2 separate regions of the Homo sapiens genome follow, and region 2 is linked to region 1. Evidence: chromatin contacts called from ENCODE Hi-C or POLR2A ChIA-PET data. All regions are on one chromosome and are shown on one strand. Each heading gives the region's core, a stretch centred on a gene start or an enhancer-like site at or near the end of the contact. The rest is flanking DNA. Distances are from core to core; before and after follow the strand shown. Region 1 holds the start of ZNF500 (zinc finger protein 500). Region 2 overlaps SEC14L5 (SEC14 like lipid binding 5).

Region 1 (6,595 bases), core at 4,096-6,595:
CTGGTCATGAACTCCTGGGCTCAAGAGATCCTCCTGCTGCAGCTTCCCAAAGTGCTGGGATTACAGGCACGAGCCACCTCACCCAGTCTAGATCATTCTTTGTGGTGGGGACTGTCCTGTACACTGTAGGATGTTTAGTAGCATCCCTGGCCTCCACCCACCAGACACCAGTAGCAACTCTCACTTTGTTGCTAATTAAAAATTATCCTGGGGCCAGGCACAGTGGCTCAAGTCTGTAATCCTGGCACTTTGGGAGGCCGAGGCAGGTGGATCACCTGAGGTCAGGAATTTGAGACTGGCCTGGCCAAAACGGTGAAACCCCGTCTCTACTAAAAATACAAAAATTAGCCAGACGTGGTGGCAGGCGCCTGTAATCCCAGCTACTCGGGAGGCTGAGGCAGGAGAATTGCTTGAACCCGGGAGGCAGAGGTGGCAGTGAGCCAAGATCGTGCCATTGCACTCCAGCCTGGGTGACAGAACAAGACTCTGTCTCAAAAAAAAAAAAAAAAAAAAATTATCCAGGACAAGTCACGTGTCCCCTGGGGGAAGCATAGCACCCCCACATTGTGCACCACTAACTGTTATGCGCATGTGTTAGGGGATCCCCCAAGGCTGTCCAGTGTTGTAAAGGAGGGGAAACAGCCTCCCTGGCCACCCAGAGCACTACATTCCATATGTTTTCACTTCTTGTGGCTGCTGTAACAAATTAGCACAAATGCAGAGGCTTAAAACAACACACGTGTATCCTCCTATAGCTCCAGAGGTCAGGAGTATGAGATCAATATCACTGGGCCAGAATCAAGGTGTCTACAGAGCCCTGCAGCCTCTGGAGGCTCTTTTTGAAGATTTAATTATTTTATTTTTGAGACAGGGTCTCTCTTTGTCACCCAGGCTGGAGTGCAGTGGCACAATCTCAGCTCATCACAACCTCCGCCTCCCAGGCTCAAGAAATCCTCCTGCCTCAGCCCCCCGAGTAGCTGGGATTAGAGGCGTGTACTACCCTGCCTGTCTAATTTTCGCATTTTTAGTAGAGATGGGGTTTCGCCCAGCCCCAGGCTGGTCTTGAACTCCTGGACTCAAGCAATCTGCCCTCCTCGGCCTCCTAAAGTGGTAGGATTACAAGTGTGAGCCACCATACCTGGCCTTCTAATTTTTCTTTTTTCTTTTTTCTTTTTTTTGAGACGGAGTCTCGCTTTGTCACCCAGGCTGGAGTGCAGTGGCGCGATCTTGGCTCGCTGCAACCTCCGTCTCCCGGGTTCACACCATTCTCCTGTCTCAGCCTCCCGAGTAGCTGGGACTACAGGCGCCTGCCACCACGCCCGGCTAATTTTTTGTATTTTTAGTAGAGACGGGGTTTCACCGTGTTAGCCACGATGGCCTCGATCTCCTGACCTCATGACCCACCTGCTTCAGCCTCCCAAAGTGCTGGGATTACAGGTGTGAGCCACCGTGCCCGGCTTTTTTTTTTTTTTTTTTTTTAAGACGGAATCTGGCTCTGTCGCCCAGGCTGGAGTGCAGTGGTGCAATCTTGGCTCACTGCAACCTCCGCCTCCCTGGTTCAAGCTGTTCTTCTACCTCAGCCTCCCTAGTAGCTGGGATTACAGGTGTGTGCCACTATGCCTGGCTAATTTTTTGTATTTTTAATAGAGACGGGGTTTTGCCATGTTGGCCAGGCTGGTCTTGAACTCCTGACCTCAAGTGATCTGCCTGCTTCGGCCTCCCAAAGTGCTGTGATTACAGGCGTGAGCCACCGCACCTGGCCTATTTAAGATTATTTATTAAAACATTTGGTAGGTTTTAATACTTCATGAATACAAATTCAAAATAATGGCTTTTGTTGTTGTTTTTAAAAAGCACATTAATGGCCAGGCGCGGTGGCTCACACCTGATAATTCCAGCACTTTGGGAGGCCAAGGAGGGTGGATCACCTGAGATCAGGAGTTCAAGACCAGCCTGGCCAACATGGTGAAGACCCGTCTCTACTGAAAATACGAAAATTAGCTGGGTGTGGTGGTGCATGCCTGTAATCCCAGGTACTTGGGAGGCTGAGGCAGGAGAATCGCTTGAACTCAGGAGGCGGAGGTCTCAGTGAGCCCAGATTGCGCCACTGCACTCCAGCCTGGGCAACAGTGAGAGTCTGTCTCAAAAAAAAATAAAATAAGTAAAAATAAATAAAAAAATATAAATAAATATAAAAATATAAATATATAAATTAAAAATAAATAAAAAGCACATTAAAACTTGCAGTTTTTGCCCCCTGAACCTTCCCCCCATCACATCCCTCTTCAACGTTTGCCCCATCACCATCCTGAATTTGGTGTTCATCCAAGTCCCAAACATTTCTTTGAACCGCATACATGTCTCTAAATCATATGTAGAATTGTTTTGCATTTTCAAAATTTATGAAAATTGTATCATATTGCCACTTGCCTTTTTTTGTTTGGCATAGCCTCCGTGAGATTTATCCATCATTCTCCTGTTGACTAACATTTAGACTGTTTTCGGTTTTGCCATTACAAACAACACTGCCCTGAACACAGAGGTAGTCTTTATTACTAACAGAATTAGGACATATTAAGCCTATATGTGTCTGACGTTCTGTTCTGTCTCTTTACCATAATGGTGCCTACTGCAGGTGATGTTACCATCCCCATTGTACAAAGGAGTTATCCTTGTCTCCCTCCTCCACCCCAAGCTAATCAACCACCAAGCACTGTTGAATGTGCTCCAGGAATCTTGGCCAGATCCTTGTCAGTGACTACCACCATCACTAGTTACCCCAACTCTGGACCACTCCAGGAGCTTCCAGCTAGTCTCACTGCTCCTCTCCAGTCTTTCTGAGATCTGTACTCCACAAAGCTTCTTATCTGATCACGATGCTATCCTACTTAAAACCCCAAACTCTATTGACTCCAAGGATAAAATCCTTAATCCTCACCAGAGTCTCCAAGTATGGTCAGGCCTTGCCCATCCCTCCAGCCACATCTCCCAATCTCTGGTCTCCATTCTGTTCCTCAAACGCACCGTGTTCTCTCCGGCCCCAGGACCTTTGCACTTTTCACTCCTGCTGTCTGGAATCCTCCCCACCGGTTCCCCAGGTTAACCCTAGGCTGCTCAACTGTCACTTCCACCCTGAAGGTATCAGGTTCCCTCTTTTACGCCGCTTGCTAACATTTGCCAAAGAAGTGATTAAACAATTCTTCGTGCAATTTTGTCCACTGTATGCCTCTCATGGTAATTTTGTCCACTGTATGCCTCTCATGGCAAGCTCCATGAAAGCAGGCACCTGCCACCACTCCATCACCCGAGCGCCTAGTTAAGGGGGCAGTTGGGAGGACTCAACGTGCAGCGTTTATGCATTTATTATGCCTGGATGAATGGTCTTGAATGAGTTACAACCTTGAGGGTTAATGTCCCCCATTAACAGATATGGAAACTGAGGTTCAGGGCGCGCAAGGGAACCGCCCGCAGTCTCGACGACAAGGACGCTGCCACCGGGAGACTGCAGCCCCTTCCTCCGAGCCCCTGGCAGTGCCGCCACTTGAGGAGACCCTCCAGGCCGCCAACCCACCCCCTCTAGAGCGCCCAGGAATCTGCCTCCGGGGAGGGCGCGGGGCGCTCTGGGAAATGTAGTCCTGCCAGCTTCCTGAATCCGGCGTCCCCAAATTTGTTTCCGGCGGGCTGAGTCCTAGCCGATGCTTTGGGAAAGACGCGCGAGATTCCGGGGGTAGATCCGGGATGCGAGGCGGGGCGCGCATGCGGGGCGGAGCTTGTGCGGGGCGGGGCGTACGTTGAGTGTACGCCTGCTGTGTATGCTGCGTTGCTGCTCACCCGAACTCGGTGCTGGGACTCTTTCCTGGGCACCCCAGGCAGAGGGAAACTCCGGATCATGTTCAACCAAAGAGGAAAAGCAGCGAGAATCCAGCATAGGAGACGGGCCTTAGGATGCCCAAGTTAGGATTAGGGGCAAACTACGTTAACCTGGTAGTTAGGAGCTGAAGTTCTGGAATCAAAGATTTGGGTTCCAATCCCATTTCTGTACTTCCTGTTTGACCTTCTCTGGGGGGTTCAATACTTAAAACTCTCAGAGCTTCAGGGTTTTGTTTTGTTTTGTTGAACCGGTAGGTCTAGTTATAGTACCTCTATTACTAAATGAGGAAGAAACGAAGTACAAATGTGTTTTGCTTGCTTGATGCTCAAGAATTGATGCGACCGGGAGCGGTGGCTTACTCCTGTAATCTCAGCACTTTGGGAGGCTGACGTGGGTGGATTGCTTGAGGCCGTTGGAGACCAGCCTGGGCAACATGGGGAAACCCCATCTCTACTAAAAATACAAAAATTAGCCGGACCTGGTGGTTCGTGCCTGTAATCCCAACTATTCGGGAGGTTAGGTAGGAGAATTGCTTAAAACCGGGCGGCGGAGGTTGCTGTGAGCCAAGGTCGAGCCACTGCACTCTAGCCTGGGCGACAGAGTGAGACCCTGTCTCTAAATAAATAAATACATACATACAAGAATTGATACCTGGCTGGGCACACCTGTAATCCTGACACTTTGGGAAGCTGAGGCGGGAAGATTGCTTGGGCCCAGGAGTTTGAGACCAGCCTAGGCACCATGGTGGGACTTCATCTCTAACAACAACAACAAAGATTGATGCCCATTATTATGTTGTCAGAAAGAAGCAGGCAGGACAAGGGATATTTGGGGTTGGACGTTGTTGGGGGCCCTCTTGGGGGAGGGTGGGCGCAAGCACTTGGCATCTCTTCCAGTTTTATCTTGAACAACTTCTGCCTTTATTTATTTTATTTATTTATTATTTATTTATTTATTTTTTGAGATGGAGTTTCGCTCTTGTTGCCCAGGCTGGAGGACAATGGCAGGATGTCGGCTCACTGCAACCTGCGCCTTAGCCTCCTGAGTAGCTAGGATTACAGGCATGAACCACCACGCCCAGGTTTCTCCACGTTAGTCAGGCTGGTCTCGAACTCCCGACCTCAGGTGATCCGCCCGCGTCGGCCTCCCAAAGTGCTAGGATTACAGGTGTGAGCCACCGTGCCCGGACGACTTTGCTGGCTTTAAAGATGGAGGAGGCGGCCAGAGGAGAGCGGAGCGGGTGTGGAACAGTGACTGGGAAAGTAGCCCAGAGGCTGCAGAGTCGCCGCACGCTCGCGCGGTCACCGAGGTGCTGGACTACGTTACCCACAATGCGTGCCTTTGAGGACCACATTAACCACAGTGCACGTCGCGGACCCGCCCACTCGGCCGTGTTGCCACGCCCCCAACGGCCGGCTTAGCCAATGGTGCCACGGCTACGTTACCCACAATGCCGCCTGCGGGCCCACCCGCACGGCCTGGTTTGCACCCCTGGTTTAGGGTCTTCGGCCCCGGCTCTGGCGTCCCTGGCTGCCAAGCCTGAGGCCCGCAGTCCTACTCCCGCCGAGACCCGCCGCTCCGGTCCTGCCCCGAACTGCCCACGGCCGGCAGCGCTTCCAGTGAGTGCGGGGGGCGCGGGGACGCGGGTCCCGGCCGAAGCTTCGATTTCGCGGCCCGCGCCAGCACCCGGGTCTGTGCCGCGGCCTCGGGTACCGCTCACCCTCCACCTGAGGGATGAGACGGGAAAGCAGCCCGGCCTGGGGGTCCCAGCTCTCCCAGGACCCTGGAATTGGGGGGCTGTCGTGACCACCCACGCGGGGGTGCCTGACGGGGCCGCGTAGGGGCTTCAGGGTTCGCCAGACCTGGACACCGGGGATCAAGTTGAGGCAGAGTCTGCAGAAAGGCCCTACTTTTCATCAGATTTCCAAAGGAACCCCTTCCATATAGGACCCACTCTAATCATGGAAAATAACGATTCTCGAGCTCTGACCGCAAACATCCCTTTTAGATTGTTTTTGTTTGAGTCTCTCTCTGTCGCCCAGGCTGGAGTGCAGTGGCGCTATCTCAGTTCACTGCAACCTCCATCTCCCGGGTTCAAGCGATTCTCCTGTCTCAGCCTCCCGAGTTGCTGGGATTACAGATGTGCTACCACCATGTCGGGCTAATTTTTGTATTTTTTGTAGAGACAGGGTTCCACCACGTTGACCAGGTGGTCAACTCCTGAACTCACGTGATCTGCCCTCCTCTGCCTCCCAAAGTGCGGGGATTACAGGCGTCAGCTACTGCCCCCAGCCATCCCTTTTAGTTCTGTCAGCAACCTGTGTGTGTAGGTCCTGTTATCATCTCTGTTTGCCCAGTGAGGAAGCAAAGCCCAGAGCCCTTCAGTAAATTACCCGGGAATTAACAGGGGGTTAATAACAAAGATGACATTCATCCACTTCCTTTTCCTTTTCCATGGTGGGGTGAGCTGGCCTTGGAACCAGGGCAGGGGCTTCCCAGGCCAAAGGGCTTATCCAGCCCCAGGGCTGCCCTTCAGATGGTTTTATCGTCTCTCCACAGGGCCCTGAAAAAAACTCTCTTCCTGTGTCTGGCCAGAGGTATAGAGAGAGACAGGTTCAACTCTAAGGCCTGAAAAGGAACAAGGCCCACCGGAAGCAATGGCCACTGTCCCTGGCCTCCAGCCCCTGCCAACCTTGGAGCAGGACCTGGAACAGGAAGAGATCC
Region 2 (6,595 bases), core at 2,500-4,999, 210 kb before region 1:
TTGTAACAGGAGACTTGTGAAGGAGGATCGCCTGCTTTTCCAAAGCACAACCTCATACCTGTGCCGGGCTTGGTCCTCGGCACACCCTTGGCGCTAACAATGCTAACCAGCAAAGAAGAACATAACACGCACTTGGCCCAAAGAGCCTCAAGGAGGGTGTCAGGGAGGGGATAAAGCCACAGACTCAGCACACGCAGCCAGTCAAAGGCCAGAGTTCCTGACTCACTTCCCATCCTAACAAACCTCTTGTTAGAAAGGCCCGGTCTGGAGCCCCCAGATAACAGGCACGGAGGGGAGGCTGGTCTGCTGGGGCATGACTTTCTCTGACTTCGAAAGGAAAGGAAGGTACTTCTCCCAGTATCCAGTGACAGAGCCACATGTTTCGGGGGGACATTCGAGCTGAGGCTCCGTCTGGAAGGCGTCCATCCCAGAGCCAGTTGTCCAGCATCAGAGGACTTTCACGATTGTTGGACACTGTTGTTAAGGACTTTATAAAGTGTTAACTGCCTCGCTTCATCCTTACAATGCCCTGGTGAGATGGGAACTAGCATTTCCCCATTTTACAGATGAGCAAGTTGAGGCTCAGGAAGACAGAGTGACTCGCCCAGCAGCACATGGCCGGGGAGTGGTGGGATTGGCGCATGAGCCTGTCTGACCCAGACGACAACCCTGAATCACTGTGTCCTGCCTCAGAATCTCTGGCTACGTCACAAGCATCGGTGGCTTGGAAATGCTGAGTCCCACTGGCCTGTAACTCGCAAAGCAGGGGACCTGGAGAAGTGAGGATCGGGGTGGGCTGAGGATGGGGCCGGTGGGGCATGAGAAGGAGGTTCACCTCCCTGGATGGCAGAGAAGGGGATGCAGGGAAGGGGATGGAGGGACCTCGGCAGAAACCAACCTCAGGTTCTGTCTGCTGCTTTCAAACCTCATCCTCCTGCTGCAGGGAAAATGACAGGAGCAAGAAAAGCAGCTCCTCCCAGCGCAAGGGCTCTCCAGGGACAATCAATGCCTCATCTCCAGGCCCCGGGAGAACTGCCTTGCCTTCTCCTGGGGTGAATGTTTATAGCGGGTGGCTGGTCAGGCAGAAAACTTTCCTTTAATTTCAGATGACCAAAAGGTGCCGATGAGTACCAAAAGGACACATTTGGACAATTTTCAGCTGCCCAAGCCTAACCATCATTGCAGTAATGGCAATAGCCGAGGCATACACTGGGCTCACTGCATACCGTGTGCTGCTCCTGATGAAGTAGGTAGCGCTCACCCTCCGCATTTGACAGATGGAGAAGCCAAAACTCAGAGAGTTTAAGTCACTTGCCCATAGTCGCACAGCTTGTGAGGGATCAAGCTGCAATTTGACCCCCTTGCAGTCAGACCATGGGGTTGGTGCACTGTGTTGCTTCTAGAACCAAACAGTGCCTTGATCTCTGAAGGACAGCCCAACACTCAAGACACTCCCACACAGGACGGAAGCCTGGTTCATACCCTCAGCTCATACTCAACCCATTTCTGACCCTCCCTGTGCCCTTGTTCCTCAGACAGTCCCCATGCATTTGAAAATGTGTCTGTCTCCCCAGCTTGACCATGGGCACCTCTGAGGGTCCAGCCTCTTTGCCTGAAGATCCCCTTCCTGCATCTGACTTGGAGAAGATATTAAATACACTGGCTGAGGTCGGGTGAAGTGGCTCACACCTGTAATCCTGGCAGGAGGATTGTTTGAGCCCAGGACTTCGAGACCAGCCTGGGCAAAATAGTGAGACCTCATCTCTACATAAAATAAGAAAATTAACCAGGTGCAGTGGCTCACGCCTGTAATCCCAGCACTTTGGGAGGCCAAGGCGGGCAGATCACGAGGTCAAGCGATCGAGACCATCCTGGCTAACGCGGTGAAACCCGTCTCTACTAAAAATACAAAAGATTAGCCGAGCGTGGTGGCAGGCGCCTGTAGTTCCAGCTACTCGGGAGGCTGAGGCAGGAAAATGGCCTGAACCCAGGAGGCGGAGCTTGCAGTGAGCCCAGATTGCACCACTGCACTCCAGCCTGGGTGACAGAGCGAGACTCCATCTCAAAAATAAATACATAAATATTTTTAAAAAAGAAAATTACCCAAGTGTGGTGGCACGTACCTGTAATACCAGCTACTCAGGTGGCTGAGGCAGGAGAATCGCTTGAGCATAGAAGGTCAAGGCTGCAATGAGCTATGATTATGCCACTGCACTCCAGCCTGGGTGGCAGAGCAAGATCTTGTTTCTTTTTTTTCCTTTTTTTTTTGAGACGGAGTCTGACTCTGTCGCCCAGGCTGGAGTTCAGTCGCGGGATCTCGGCTCACTGCAAGCTCCGCCTCCCGGGTTCACGCCATTCTCCTGCCTCAGCCTCCCAAGTTAGCTGGGATTACAGGGGCCCGCCGTTACGCCCGGCAAATTTTTTTTGTATTTTTAATAGAGACGGGGTTTCACCGTTTTAGCCGGGATGGTTTTGATCTCGGGGCCTCGTGATCCGCCCGTCTCGCCCTCCCAAAGTGCTGGGATTACAGGCGTGAGCCACCGCGCCCGGCCAAGATCTTGTTTCTTTAAAAAATAAAATAAAGGCTGTGCACAGTGGCTCACACCTATCCTCCCAGCACTTTGGGAGGCCGAGGCAGGTGGATCACTTGAGGCCAGGAGTTCAAGACAAGCCTGGACAACATAGTGAAACCCTGTCTCTACTAAAAATGCAAAAAATTAGCCAGGCGTGGTGGTGCGCACCTGTAATCCCAGCTACTCGGGAGGCTGAGGCATGAGAATTGCTTGAACCTGAGAGGAGGAGGTGGCAGTGAGCCGAGATCATGCCACTGTACTCCAGCCTGAGCGACAGAGACTCCATCTCAAAAATAATAATAATAAATAAATAAATAAAATAAAAACACTGGCTGAATAAAATTCAAACGCCTGCCAAGTGGAGAGGGACCTTACCTAGAAGGGACCAGGGAGCCCCGGAAGGTTATAGAGCACCTCTCTTCGCAGGATGGTTGTGAGGCCTTCACAGGTCCTGGGCTCTACCCATGTCAATCACATCACACACATTAAAATGCATCCACTTTCCGTGATTTACATATACATGAGCTCATCACAGTTGAGGTCCAGATGACAGCCTGGCATGAAGTTGCCCTTGGTAGGCATTTAATTCAGCATGTGTTCATTTTAACTCTGCAGGTTTCTTTTTCTTTTCTTTTTTTTTCCTTTTTTTTTTTTTTTTTTTTTTTGAGACGGAGTCTCACTCTTTCGCCTAGGCTGGAGTGCAATGGCACGATCTCAGCTCACTGCCGCCTCCGCCTCCTGGGTTCAAACGATTCTCCTGCCTCGGCCTCCCAAGTACCTGGGATTACAGGCACCCACCACCACACCCAACTAATTTTTGTACTTTTAGTAGAGATGGGGTTTCACCATGTTGGCCAGGCTGGTCTCGAACTCCTGACCTCAAGGGATCTGCCTGCCTCAGCCTCCCAAAGTGCTGGGATTACAGGCGTGAGCCACTGCACCTGGGCCTGCAGGTTTCTTTTTGTATTCTGGAATAATTACATTTATTTTCTTTCCTTGTTAAACATTGCTGTGACCTTGAGAAACTGTGGGCCGCAGGCACCCTGCCCTGGGAGAGGCCCTGGCAGAGACCAAACAGGGCCCAGCCCCTGTGCCTTTCATACCTCCCAAGGTCCTACGGGATCAAACAGCTGACGGGACCTTTCTGTGTTGGAAACCAGCTCACACCACTAGTTTTGTCCCTGCCTAAGAGCCTCAGCTGCCGGCTCCTGTCCCTACAGTTGGCTTGACCACCCACAAATGAGACCTGAGCCTCTCCCTGCTAAACAAACACATGGTTTGGTGCTCTCAGGAACACAAGGCCACAGAAGGATTCAGTTACAGCCCTTCTGCCAGGTGGCTGGAGAGGACATCCAAGCCTGCCTGCTCAGAAAAGGAGATGGTCCAAAGCCCAGAGCCCACAGCTGCAGGGCCACAGTGGGGCAGGCAGGGACCAAGCAGGGCTGCCTCTTACGGGTCCCCATCCTGGAAAATCCATATTGACACAATTAGCATCTGGAGATGGGAGGCTGGAGCTAAATAGCCCTGAATTCCCACCCAGACTTGCCCAATTCCAGGCTGGGTAACCCCTCTTTCATTTGTAAAGTGCAATAATCATAGAACCTCCCAACTAGCACTCAGGTGGGCCTATTTTATTGCTTCATACATCACAACTACTGAAATAGGGTCATCAGCCGCTGATATCCCTGAATTTGCAGTGCTTTGCAAAATGCCTAGCACATAGTCCACACTCAATAGACATTTACAGGATGAATGAATGAACAACAGCATAGCACCGCCCTTAAGAGAGTGGGCTCTGGGGCCTGGGTTGGGATCTCTGCTCTGCCTCTCATCAGCTGTGTGAAAAAATCATCAAGCTCTCAGTTCCTTAATTCCTTTGTGTGTAAAAGGGGAAGTAAGAAAAGTAGCTACCTTGCTACTTGTCAGAAGAATAAAGGAGTCAGCTCATGCAATGTGCTTAGAGCAGTGCCTGGCACATGGTTCATTCTACATCACCATTTAAGTAAATTTAAATTTTAAAAATGAGTGAGATTCTGTAAAGTACAAAAAGCTATTTCTGCTAATCACTTGACAGATGATCCCTCCTCCCCTCCTTCCTTCCTTCCTGTTCTTCCTCATCCAAATTCAAAGGAAGCTGGAATGCCACTTACGCCAAAACGTCCAGTAAGAATGCAGAAAGAATATCCAAGCTGCACCAACATCTTCCAGCCCAATGCTCTCCCTTCCCTTTTCTATTCTGCAGGCCTGATTTGGGGGCCTGGCCACTACGCAGCCACTGAGTAAGGTGCCCCCATCGCCTGTCATACTCTTCAGGAGTCTCCCTATCAACCCCTTTCCTTCCCCCTGCAAGTCTAGGGGACCTCAGCACAGATGTGATATCAATCTACTCACCTCCTCCAACTCTTTTTTAAAAAATTGAAATATGGGTATCTACCCAAAGGAAAAGAAGTCATTATGTGAAAAAGACACATACACATGTATGTTTATAGCAGCACAATTCACAATTGCAAAAATATGGAGCCAACCCAAACGCCCATCAACCAATAAGTGGATTTTAGAAACGTGGTATATATACACCACGGAATACTACTCAGCCATAAAAAGGAACAAAATAATGTCTTTTTTTTTTTTTTTTTTTTGAGATGGAGTTTCGCTCTGTCACCCGGGCTGGAGTGCAGTGGCATGATCTCGACTCACTGCAAGCTCTGCCTCCCGGGTTCACGCCATTCTTCTGCCTCAGCCTCCCAAGTAGCTGGGACTACAGGCGCCCACCACCATGCCCAGCTAATTTTTTTGTACTTTTAGTGGAGACGGGGTTTCACCGTGTTAGCCAGGATGGTCTTGATCTCCTGACCTTGTGATCCGCCCACCTCCGCCTCCCAAAGTGCTAGGATTACAGGCGTGACAAAATAATGTCTTTTGCAGCAACTTGGATGGAGCTGGAGGTCATTATTCTAAATGAAGTAACTCAGGAATGGAAAACCAAATATCATATGTTCTCACTTATAAGTGAGAGCTAAGATATGAGGACGCAAGCTGGGCGCGGTAGCTCACACCTCTAATCCCAGGACTTTGGGAGGCTGAGGTGGGCGGATTACTTGAGGTCAGGAGTTTGAGACCAGCCTGGCCAACATGGTGAAACCCCATATTTACTAAAAATACAAAAATTAGCCAGGCATGGTGGCACACACCTGTAATCCCAGCTACTCAGGAGGCTGAGGCAGGAGAATCGCTTGAATACAGGAGGCAGAGGTTGCAGTGAGCCGAGATCACACCACTGTACTCCAGCCTGGGTGACAGAGTGAGACTCCATCTCAAAATATATATATATGAGGATGCAAAGGCATAAGAATGATATAATGGATTTTGGGGACTTGGGAGGGGAAGACTGGGAGGGAGTGAGGAATAAAAGACTACACATTGGGTACAGTGTACACTGCTTGTGTGACAGGTGCACTAAAATTTCAGAAATCACCACTAAAGACCTTATCCATGTTAAAAAAAAAAGCTGTACCCCAAAAACTGTTTAAATAAAAATAAATGTTTTTTTAAAAAATTAAAATATAATTATCATATCATATAGCCCACCCTTTTTAAGTATGCAGGTCAGGCCAGGCACGGTGGCTCACCCTGTAATCCCAGCACTTTGGGAGGTCGAGGTCGGAGAATCGCTTAAGCCCAGGCGTTCAAGACCAGCCTGGGCAACATAGCAAGACCTCATCTCTAAAAATAAAAATAAAAAACTAGGCAGGCATGATGGTGCGTGCCTGTGGTCCCAGCTACTCGGGAGGCTGGGGCGGGAGGATGGCTTGAGATTGCAGTGAGCTATGATCCTGCCACTGCACTCCAGCCTGGGTAACAGAGAGACCCTGTCTCAAAAAATAAAATATAAAGTATGCAGTCCAGTGTGTTTCATTCAGTACATTCATGAACTTAAAACCATCACCAATACCTATTCCAGAATATTTTTATCACCTTCAAAAGAAGCCCTGTATCCTTCAGAAGTCAACCCCATCTCCGCC

What was found. A loop is a pair of places that touch in the nucleus more often than their neighbours do. ChIA-PET counts read pairs that join two places held with the same protein, here RNA polymerase II (POLR2A). Pooled maps may share reads with other maps.
Region 2: a loop to region 1 is called in a pooled map, with 3 times the contacts of the local background. The contact joins the enhancer-like site here to the promoter of ZNF500 in region 1. A Hi-C loop is called at or near these places in 2 of 50 pooled maps. POLR2A ChIA-PET finds 5 or more read pairs at or near these places in 3 of 52 experiments (AG04450, Panc1 and WTC11).

The regions. Positions count from the first base shown.
Region 1 is chr16:4,765,912-4,772,506 of GRCh38, reverse strand. It overlaps ZNF500 (zinc finger protein 500), which reads left to right and starts at 5,345. Exons shown (of 6, transcript NM_021646.4): 1 at 5,345-5,490; 2 at 6,431-6,595. The coding sequence starts at 6,529. RefSeq lists an enhancer at 4,027-4,106 and a silencer at 5,299-5,598.
Region 2 is chr16:4,974,090-4,980,684 of GRCh38, reverse strand. All of the region lies in intron 2 of SEC14L5 (SEC14 like lipid binding 5), which reads right to left. Among named protein-coding and RNA genes, the nearest start is that of SEC14L5, 19 kb to the right of the region's middle. Within about 2 kb of position 3,749, at least 8 of the 41 ENCODE cell types and tissues checked have a DNase peak (open chromatin) inside an H3K27ac peak, as active enhancers do.